Linked DNA regions of Homo sapiens: region 2 is linked to region 1. The links are chromatin contacts, found by Hi-C or POLR2A ChIA-PET in ENCODE. All regions are on one chromosome and are shown on one strand. The core of a region is the stretch at or near the end of the contact, and the rest is flanking DNA. Distances in the headings are between cores, read along the strand shown. Region 1 holds the start of ZNF132-DT (ZNF132 divergent transcript). Region 2 overlaps A1BG (alpha-1-B glycoprotein).

Region 1 (5,072 bases), core at 2,077-4,576:
CCCACTCCTCTTGGGAGAAGTATACAGCCACATCTTCAAAGGTTACCATGCTCTTCAATGTGGGGACAGCTGAGCCACAGGGCCAAGAAGTATGCTGACAAAGAAACAAACAATTGGTCAAATGGAAATATGCAGGACCTTGCTGTGTGACTCAGAATCCTGATACATCTACCACTAATATCTCTTTTTCTTATGATCCTCTCAGTCCACCCACTACTCACCCATCCACAGCTTATCTTCTTCCTCAGGGCCCCCACCTAACATGCCCTGGAATTAATGGTGCCCCTCTCTCCTAGTAGTCCCACTGGTCACTGTATCCAGGCCAACCCAACCTAGAGGAACAATAGGCAGGTGGGCAGATGGATGCTTCCTCCTCCCTCCTGCTGGCCAATTTTCCTTGTGTCTTCTGGCTCATACCTCCCAAACATAAGAAAATTTGGGCTTCCCTTTCTTAAGCCTCTTGTACCAGGGCCATGGGCCCAATGGTTCACATTCTCTCACCTTTACATGTCACTCCTCAGACCATACAGTTCTTATATTTCCAACCCCTCCCTGTTCACACTGTAGGCATTCTCCCTAGCATCTCACCATGCACATGGCATACCTGACAGATGCAACCGGGATCCATTCCTGGTCCAAGCCAGCTACAGAGCTCCAAAAACCCCACTGCAAGAGGCAGTCATAGCCCCTCAAGTCAATGCCTCCCCTGCCAGCCCTGTTCCTTCAACCATCAGCTGCCCAGAACCATAAGCAGATCTCAAATATCTCTTCCCTCTGATATCTTTGCCTTTGTATGTGTTGTCTCCTCCCCAGTCATAGCTGTCCTTGCTCTTCCTAACACTCAAATCCAAGATCCACTGGCCCCCACCTTGGCTTGGGGACTCAGCTTAGGCTGACCCTTTCTGATCTTGCCACTCCACCAGCCTGACAAAAACCCCAGGACCCTATTTAAGAAGAGATAACATGCCCTGACCACAAGAAGGATGGCCGCAACAATGTAGTGAGCTGTAGAGAAGCAAATCAACCTAAACCAAAGCCCAACTCTCATCCTACTTTTGCCGCTATGCTTCACTGTTGTCCTAGACCTACTCTCTGCTCAGGAGGCTCAGCCACTATCTTGAACCCAACCCACAACTGCATGCAGTGTCCACACACAAGCATCCATCCCTTGGATGTTTCCAGCCTAAACCCGACATAATTTCATAATCACATGTTTAGTGGTCTACTTGGCACCTCAATTTGGTAGTGTCTGGGACATCTCAAATACAACATGGCCAAAATCCAACTCTTTATCTTCCCCCTGAAATCTACTCCTCACACCAACTTCCACATCTGAAAGATCTAAGGTCAATTTTTTTTTTTTTTTTTTTGAGACAGAGTCTCGCTCTGTCACCCAGGTTGGAGTGCAGTGGCGCGATCTTGGCTCACTGCAAGCTCCGCCTCCCGGGTTCAAGCCATTCTCCTGCCTCAGCCTCCCGAGTAGCTGGGACTACAGGCACCCACCACCACGCCTGACTAATTTTTTGTATTTTTAGTAGAGATGGGGTTTCACCGTGTTAGCCAGGATGGTCTCAATCTCCTGACCTAGTGATCCACCTGCCTCGGCCTCCCAAAGTGCTGGGATTACAGGCGTGAGCCACCACGCCCGGCAATTTTTTTTTTTTTTTAAGACAGAGTCTCGCTCTGTCACTCAGGCTGGAGCGCAGTGGCACGATCTCAGCTCAATGCAACCTCCATCTCCCAGATTCAAACAGTTCTTCTGCCTCAGTTTCCCAAGTTGCTGGGATTACAGGTGCACACTACCATGTCCTGGCTAATTTTTCTGTATTTTTAGTAGAGGTGGGGTTTCGCCACGTTGGCCAGGCTGGTCTTGAACTCCTGACCTCAAGTGATCTGGCCGCCTTGGCCTCCCAAAGTGCTGGGATTACAAGTGTGAGCCACTGCACTCAGCCTTAGGTCAATCTTAACATTTCACTTTCTTTCACTGTCCCACATCAGGTAATCCATGGCCCAGTTTGGGCAGATTCAGAAGCCAACCATCTGTCCTACCTCCACGGGCACCCCTCTGTCCAGCTACCCAAAGCACACATCTGGACCACATCTGTCAGCTCCTCACTGGCCTTCCTGCTCCACCATCACCATCCCTCCAGTCTGCTGCCCACTAGGCATCCATAGGGCGTCTGTTAAGACTGGAGTCAGAGCACCTACTTCCTCTACTCCAAACCTTCCATGGCTCCCACCACCATCAGAATAGAGGTCCAGCTCCTCAGGCTGCCATTCCAGGCCTAACTATTGGTTTCCCTTCCCTGTTTCCACCAGACTAAATGGAGACCGGCAGTCCCCAGAATGCTTCCATTTCATCACCACTAAACAAGGTACACATGCTGGTCACTGTCCCTGGGACAGCCTTCCAGATCTCATTCCACAGGATTCCAGAAATGGGAATCCCTCGATATAACCCCTTGCCTGGATTCAGGATGGTAAGGGTAAGTGACTCCCAGGGCAGGGCCCAGGACCCACGTGTGAGGACAGGACACGATCAAGAGTCCCAGGACACCAACATCCCCTCTATCTGGGCTTCAGGATCCTGAGGGCCGGAATCCCAGCGGGTGAGGGCCTGGGGCACACTCCACTTACCTGCGCCGGGCCCATCAGCAACGCTGGCAACCCCATTAGAACCTGTGGGCTGGGCAGGGCCATAACAGGAGGCCCAGGGCTAGCCCTGCCGCTGGGCCGAACCCTCACACTTCCGCTGGGTGACGGTCGCACTCAGGACCTGTCTTCCCAAATGCAAAATGCGCGCAAGGCCTCTGGGCACCGCAGGGACGAAGGCTGGGTATGGAGACCCTGGAGACGCGTGGCGCTGGCTCCACTTTCGGGAACACCTTGGCTCATAAAAGCAGAGTAATTAGCCGGGCACTATGGTGCGTGTGAAGGCGCGGTGACGGTCCCTGCACCCACTCCCGTGCCCTGGTGTGGCTCCAGAGGCCTGCTGTAGCCCAACCCACCAGCAGCAAAATGAGGACCGCAATGGCGGCGCCGGAAGTCCCGCCTCTCAATGACAGCTCGGACTTGCCACTGGTCCGAGCTTTCATTGGCTCAAGGATCCCCGCCGTCTATGACGCTATTTCCCTATGCCCGTCACGCTACTGCTAGGTCGTTGCCAAGGTGATTGAGGAATGGCGTTTATTGCGTCGCTGCTCAGGCAACGCAAACTACATTATCCAGAAGGACCCTCGCGGTGCCTCAGGGCTGGCCATTGGCAGCCGAGGAGACAGGCACTTCCGGGCGGAGTGTAAGACGCTGGCCAATCACAGCCTGGCAGCGGGACTTCCGTCGTCGTCCTCGGACCATCACTTTGGCATTTCTCGATTTTGTCTGCTTCTGAAGGGACCGCGTTGTCAGGCGAGGGACGGAATCTTGGAGGCTCCCTGGGCCCATGGAAACAGGAGCGAGGAAGGCACGAGAGTCGGGGAAGTTCCGCCTTCTTGACATACAAGCGCCCCCACCGCGGCGAATATCGCCCCTGAGCCCAGTGTTCGCCCCCCACAACACCGCACCCCCCTTCCCCACCCTGTGCCTTAGATAAAGCCGGCCCAGTGGGACCCTCAGGTTGCACCGCGCGGAGGTGTCCGCGGCTCTCGGGAGTCGTCGCCCTTGGCGTTATGTTGGCTTTAGGGAGCGCGAGGCCGAGGCCAAGAAAAGCTACGCATTGGGAGGTCTTGACCCAGTGTGCGCCCGGCTGTAGGCATGGAACGTGCGCCAAAGGTCTCCTGGCACCCACTCCGCTGGACTCAGCACCATTGTCCTAAGTCTCCGATTGAGAAGTATCTGCCCCAGGTCCTCTGCGGGCCCCACTGAACAGTGTGGAGCGTTCACAGGTTGGGGGTCACCATTTCAGAATCCAGTTTGTTGAGACGTGGAGGGTACAGGAGGAGGGATCTGCATATGCGAAGACTTGGACTTGACCCTGACCTGAGCGTTCAGGCAGGCTCTCATGCCCCCTTGGCAGCGAGTGGAGAGCGTAAGAGGAGTCCTGCCTCTCCTGGCACACCGAGGGCGCCTGGGAGCCATGAAAGGTGTTGAACAGAAAAGGGATGGACATGACCTGAGTTAGAATTTGGAAAGTATTTCAGTGGTTGCTGAATGAACACACTACTGGAGAAGGTGGTTGTAGTGGGGCTGGAAGCAGGGAGACTGTGGGGGAGGTTATTGCAGTATTGTTCCAGACAGTTATGATAGTGGCCTGTCCAGAACGGAAGCAAGAAGGATGGGAGAAGTGATCAGATTCCCAGTGGATCTTCAAGATAGAGCTAATGGAATTTTTTGCTACCTTAGATAAGTGGAATAAGCATGAGTAGGGGTGAAGGACCATCCCAAGTAGTTAGGAAGAATTAGGATGCCTCCTGTGGAGAATAGAGGTTGGCAGTTGGCAGGAGGAGGATGTTTCATGGAAGATTAGCGATGGATTTTGTAGGTATAGAGTCTGAATTGTCTGGAGACCTGTGAGTGGAGGTGTCAAATGGGCCTCTGGATATATAGAATTCTGGTGTGGCTTCAGGACGTCCAGACTGCATTATGTTGGTGGCCTGGCCCAGTGAACGGCCTGAGGATAGGATTTGGGAAGGAGGGTTTTAGGTTGGAGGACCAGTGGCTAGGGCTCACGCTCAGTGCTTAGATCACATCTGTCTGCCCATTGGCTTGGTGTTGCAGGGCTTAATGACCTTTGAGGACAGGGTCAGTACATCTTCCAAGAATGTGGGGCTCCTTAGTGAGGTCCAAGGGGGCTTCTACAGTGACATGATACTACAGAGCTTTGTACTCCAGTGCCCACTAGGTAAGGCTACTGTGTCTCCTCTTTCCCCTACACATGAAATCTAGGTTTTCCTCCGCCTTTCCATTGTTCCCTCTGGGAGGTGCTGCTGGCCCTGGCACTGGCCAGTGTCCTGCTGTGTCCGGAATTGTTTCCTTCCTCTGGGTTCTTGGTCTCGCTGACTTCAAGAATAAAGCCGCGGACCCTCGTGTTGAGTGTTACAGTTCTTTTTTTTTTTTTTTTTTGAGACGGAGTCTCG
Region 2 (4,425 bases), core at 562-3,061, 93 kb before region 1:
GAAAAGGTTTTAAAAATTGATAAACCACTAGCAAGAAAGAGAGAGAGGACACATCAGGCTTGAGAGAAGTGACATCATCATAGACTGTGCAGACATTAAAAGGCATAGGCATATTAGGAACTAGATATTACTAAGGCAGTAAACCAGATCACTAGCAAATTCGTTGAAAAACACAATTCATCAACTATTGGTTGATAATACTGATACGCATCTTCTGTGTGCCAGGGCCTTGAGGCCCTGCTCCAGGCAGAAACTCGGCAGTGGTTGGGAAGGCATCAGATGTCAGATGGCACAAGAGGACTCAGAGCTGAGGGATAATGGGAAAGAACACAGAGGAATCCAGCCATTTCCACAGCGTCCAGCTCTGCTGTGGGAGGCTGGGAACAGCCCAGCACTACCACCCTGGACTGGGAGGACAAGACCACAAAATGCAGCTTCCCTGAACCTCCTCTTGGTGATGGGGTTGATGTGGTCGAGGTAGAGGTGAGTATGTCTGGAGCCTCAAGCAACTGCCCATACCTGCTGGGACCAGGCCGAGGTGCCCAGGGAGTAAGAGGCAGCATCCTGGAAGAGCACAGATGAAAGAGGCCCTGAGAAGTGTTGGTTGGCCAGGTGCTGTGGCTCACACCTGTAATCCCAACACTTTGGGAGGCTGAGGCGGGAGGATCACTTGAGCCCAAGAGTTCAAGACCAGCCTGGGCAACATAGTGAGACTCATCTCTACAAAAAATAAATAATAGAAAGAAAAATGTGAGTTGGCCAGGCATGGTGGCTCATGCCTGTAGTCCCAGCTACTCAGGAGGCTGAGGTGGGAGGATCACTTAAGGCCAGGAGTTCAAGACAAGCTTGGGCAACACAGTGAGACCCTGTCTACAAAAAATAATAATTAGCCAGACGTGGCGATGCATGCCCAGGCTCCCAGCTACTTGGGAGGCTGAGGCAGGAGGATCGCTTGAGCCTGGGAGGTCAAAACTGCAGTGAGCCGGACTGCAACACTGCACTCCAGCCTGGGTGACAGTGTGAGACCCTGTCTCAAAAAAGAAAAAAGAAAAGAAAACTGTGCTCTTAAGAGCCAGTTCTCCACTCCTCTACCTCAGGAGCCACCCCAGAACCCATCCACTTTGAGGACACGAGATCCCAGCCCACTCAGCCCTGGGAGTCCAAAGACATTTTAAACAGAGCCTCTCTTCACATTTATTAATTCCTGGGAGGAATGAGGGAGGCTTCTCCAGCCCCCCAGAGACCCCGGCCTTGTGCTGCAACAGGAGGGGAGGGAGCCAGTCCAGAATCCCCGGCACTTCTGAGGACACCAACAGCACCCTGGGCCCGCGGCTGCATCAGCTTTCTAGACAACGGGAGAAAAGAGAAATGGTGGAGGAGGGGAAATCCTATGCCCTCCTCCTCGCGGAAATCAAGGCCGACCTCCCTGACGCCCCCCCGGAAGGAAGCGCGTGGTCGGCTGCCAGCCGAGACCCCCATCTGCGCCTCCAGCTGCAGGGCCTTTGCTGGGCGGTTCCTCGCCCGCAATTCCCCCACGAGCCCTGGGGAGACCCAGCGCTAACCAGGGGTGCCCAAGGGAGGAGCCGGGAGAGGCCCTCCTGGAGGTGGGCACAGCCCAGGCAAACATCAGCAGACGGAACCAGCACCCGGGACCCAGGGAAACGTCACCTGCCACCAGGAGCTCCACAGGGTCGCTGAGCTCCGATTCGAAGGTGTGGGGCACCCAGGAGCGGTAGCGGCACCTGTAGTTGCCGGCGTGCTGGGGCCCCACGAAGATCAGCTCGAGGTTCGCCGCGGCCCCGGGGGTGCGGACCGTCTTCACGGCCTTCGTCTCGCCCTCGCGCAGCAGCTCGAAGGTGACGTCGGGGATGGGTCCCTCGCAGCGCAGGACGGCATCTCGGCCCGCCAGGACCGCCCCACTCCACGTCGCCCGGAGCTGAGGCCTGGGAGGGGGTCCTGGGCGGAGCGGGCGGGTGGTCGGGCCAGGCCACGCCCCAGGCCACGCCCCAGGCCACACCCCAGGCCACACCCCAGGCCGCGCCCGCGCCTGCGCCTCAGCCCCGGCTTCATCTTCCCTGTCTTGTTCCTGGGCGCAGAGGGCTCCTCCGGCGCCGCCGAGCTGCGCCCGCTGCCTTCACACCCCGGACATCCGCGCCACACGTGAGTGTCCCCGCACCCCTCCCCCAGGACCGTGGAAGTCCCAGATTCGGGCCTGCTCTGGGGCTTCTGGGGTCCCCAGCCTCGGTCACTCTGACGGGTGAAGGGAAGAAGAAATGATGGAGAAAACGGTGCTCCTTCATGGAGGGACCAAAAAAGGACATACAATCTATGTCAATAGATGAGGGTTTTCCCTCCATAAGTTTAACTTTAAAAGTGTATTTAAGGTGCCGGGCGCAGTGGCTCACACCTGTAATCTCAGCACTTTGAGAGGCCGAGGCAGGCGGATTGCCTGAGCTCAGGAGTTCCAGACCAGCCTGGGTAACACGGTGAAACCCCGTCTCTACTAAAATACAAAAAATTAGCCGGGCGTGGCAGCGTGCGCCTGTAATCCCAGCTACTCGGGAGGTGGAGGCAGGAAAATTGCTTGAACCTGGGAGGCAGAGGTTTCAGTGAGCCAAGATTGCGCCACTGCACTCCAGCCCGGGTGACAGAGTGACACTCCGTCTCAAAAACAAACAAACAAAACAAAACTGTAAGGAATCAAATGTTACAAAATCCTGGAAGATTTTGGTAATGCTGTTGATAATTTCAGGGAAATTAATGAAGTACATGTAAGTGCTTGATTTAAATGTGTATTTTATTCAATAGTTTGAGTATCTTGCCATGGAAGATACTAGCCCAGCCTAGCAGAAAAGTGCAATATGTATAATATACTTTCGCATTTTAAAAGTTATATTCCCTATCCATTTTGAAATGCTAGCCAAACTACATGAAGTTATTTGCAATTAATTGTAAGCTAATCAGGAATTTTGAAAGCTTGATTGGATTAACAAACTATAATGTTGAAATTTGGTAAAATCATAATGTTAATTTTTACTGTGAAACGTTTTCTTGTAAGATAGATATACACATCCTAGTTTAATTTTGTGTCTTAGTGTGGATTTACAAATTTACTACAGTTATTCTGAGCCCAGGAACCCAATCAGATTTCAGGCCAGTTTGATACTGGCTGTTCTTAATTCTAACAGGAGAGTAGGACATCATACTAAATGTTATGTCAGTGGGACTGTGTTGTCTTTGGAGCTTAGTAAATTAATCATTTTCTTCAGACTTTAAGGAGAGTGATAAATAAAATTTGGAGTCATAGGATATAGATGTACAATTTAAAGATTAAACATTTTTTTTTTTTTTGAGATGGAGTTTTGCTCTTGTTGCCCAGGCTGGAATGCAGTGGCATGACCTGGACTCACTGCAAACTCCACCTCCCGGGTTAAAGCAATTCTCCTGCCTCAGCCTCCCAAGTGGCTGGGATTACAGGCATGTGCCACCACAGCTGGCTAATTTTGTATTTTTAGTAGAGACAGGGTTTCTCCATGTTGGCCAGGCTGCTCTTGAACTCCTGATTTTGTGATCCACCCGCCTTGGCCTCCCAAAGTGCTGTGATTACAGGCGTGAGCCACCTTGCCTGGCCAAGATTAAACATTTTTCATCAATTGTGGATGGTGGCTTATAACACTGCAAGAATAGGCTGGGCATGGTGACTCACAAGTGTAATCCCAGCACTTTGGGAGGCAGAGGCGGGCAGATCACAAGGTCAGGAGGTCAAGACCAGCCCAGCCAACATAGCAAAACCCGGTCTCTACTAAAAATACGAAAATTAGGTGGGCATGGTGGCATGCGCCTCTAATACCAGCTACTCAGGAGGCTGAGGCAGGAGAACTGCCTGAACCCAGAAGGCGAAAGTTGCAGTGAGCTGAGACTGCACCACTGCACTCCGGCCTGCAAGAATAAAAGTAAGTTATCCAAAAAAAAAACAAAAAGGAGAAGAAAAGGGAGGAATGAAGGAGAGAGATGGGGTTGGGGGGCAGAGATGAGAGAGAGAGAAAGAAGAAAAAAGAAGAAAGAAAAGAGAGAAAGAAGGAAGGAAGAAAGAAAGAAGGAAAGAGAAAGAAAGAAAGAGGAAGGAAGGCAGGAAAGAAAAGAAAGAAAGTGAAAGAAAAGAGAAAACGGTGCTCCCAGCAAAGGGTACGACCTCAAGATCTGGAGGTCAGACCTGTGCCCTCACGCTCTGCTGGGCTCTGAGTCCTGGAGACGTCGATGAGGAAATCAGAGGGACAAACAGAGCTGGGGACGGCGGGGATGGGGAGAAGGACACATCAGCCGTGCGCCTGCGGGACCGGGGCCGGGGCGGGGGGTCCAGTATGACGACTGACATGGCCAGTAATAAAACAAGGCAGCCACAGAGCTGCAGGGATCTGAACAAGA

The links. A loop is a pair of places that touch in the nucleus more often than their neighbours do. ChIA-PET counts read pairs that join two places held with the same protein, here RNA polymerase II (POLR2A). Pooled maps may share reads with other maps.
Region 2: a map with no recorded cell type shows a loop between it and region 1 (7-fold over the local background). The contact joins the enhancer-like site here to the promoter of ZNF132-DT in region 1. A Hi-C loop is called at or near these places in 2 of 37 single-sample maps with no recorded cell type and 9 of 50 pooled maps. POLR2A ChIA-PET finds 5 or more read pairs at or near these places in 9 of 52 experiments (GM12878, HEK293T, K562 and 6 more).

Annotation. Positions count from the first base shown.
Region 1 is chr19:58,437,122-58,442,193 of GRCh38, forward strand. ZNF132-DT (ZNF132 divergent transcript) reads left to right here and starts at 3,327. Exons shown (of 1, transcript NR_186311.1): 1 at 3,327-5,072. ZNF132 (zinc finger protein 132) reads right to left here and starts at 3,032. Exons shown (of 3, transcript NM_003433.4): 1 at 2,638-3,032; 2 at 1-94. The coding sequence starts at 2,700. It also overlaps a transcript of ZNF324B not described here. RefSeq lists enhancers at 2,698-3,208, 3,441-3,570, 3,720-4,229.
Region 2 is chr19:58,345,685-58,350,109 of GRCh38, forward strand. It overlaps A1BG (alpha-1-B glycoprotein), which reads right to left. Exons shown (of 8, transcript NM_130786.4): 7 at 1,669-1,956; 8 at 1-1,345. The coding sequence ends at 1,338. Among named protein-coding and RNA genes, the nearest start is that of A1BG-AS1, 4.1 kb to the right of the region's middle. RefSeq lists enhancers at 1,110-1,610, 1,278-1,557, 1,611-2,111, 2,328-2,407 and a silencer at 1,808-2,137. Within about 2 kb of position 1,812, at least 27 of the 41 ENCODE cell types and tissues checked have a DNase peak (open chromatin) inside an H3K27ac peak, as active enhancers do; they include GM12878 and OCI-LY7, where a contact is called at or near this core.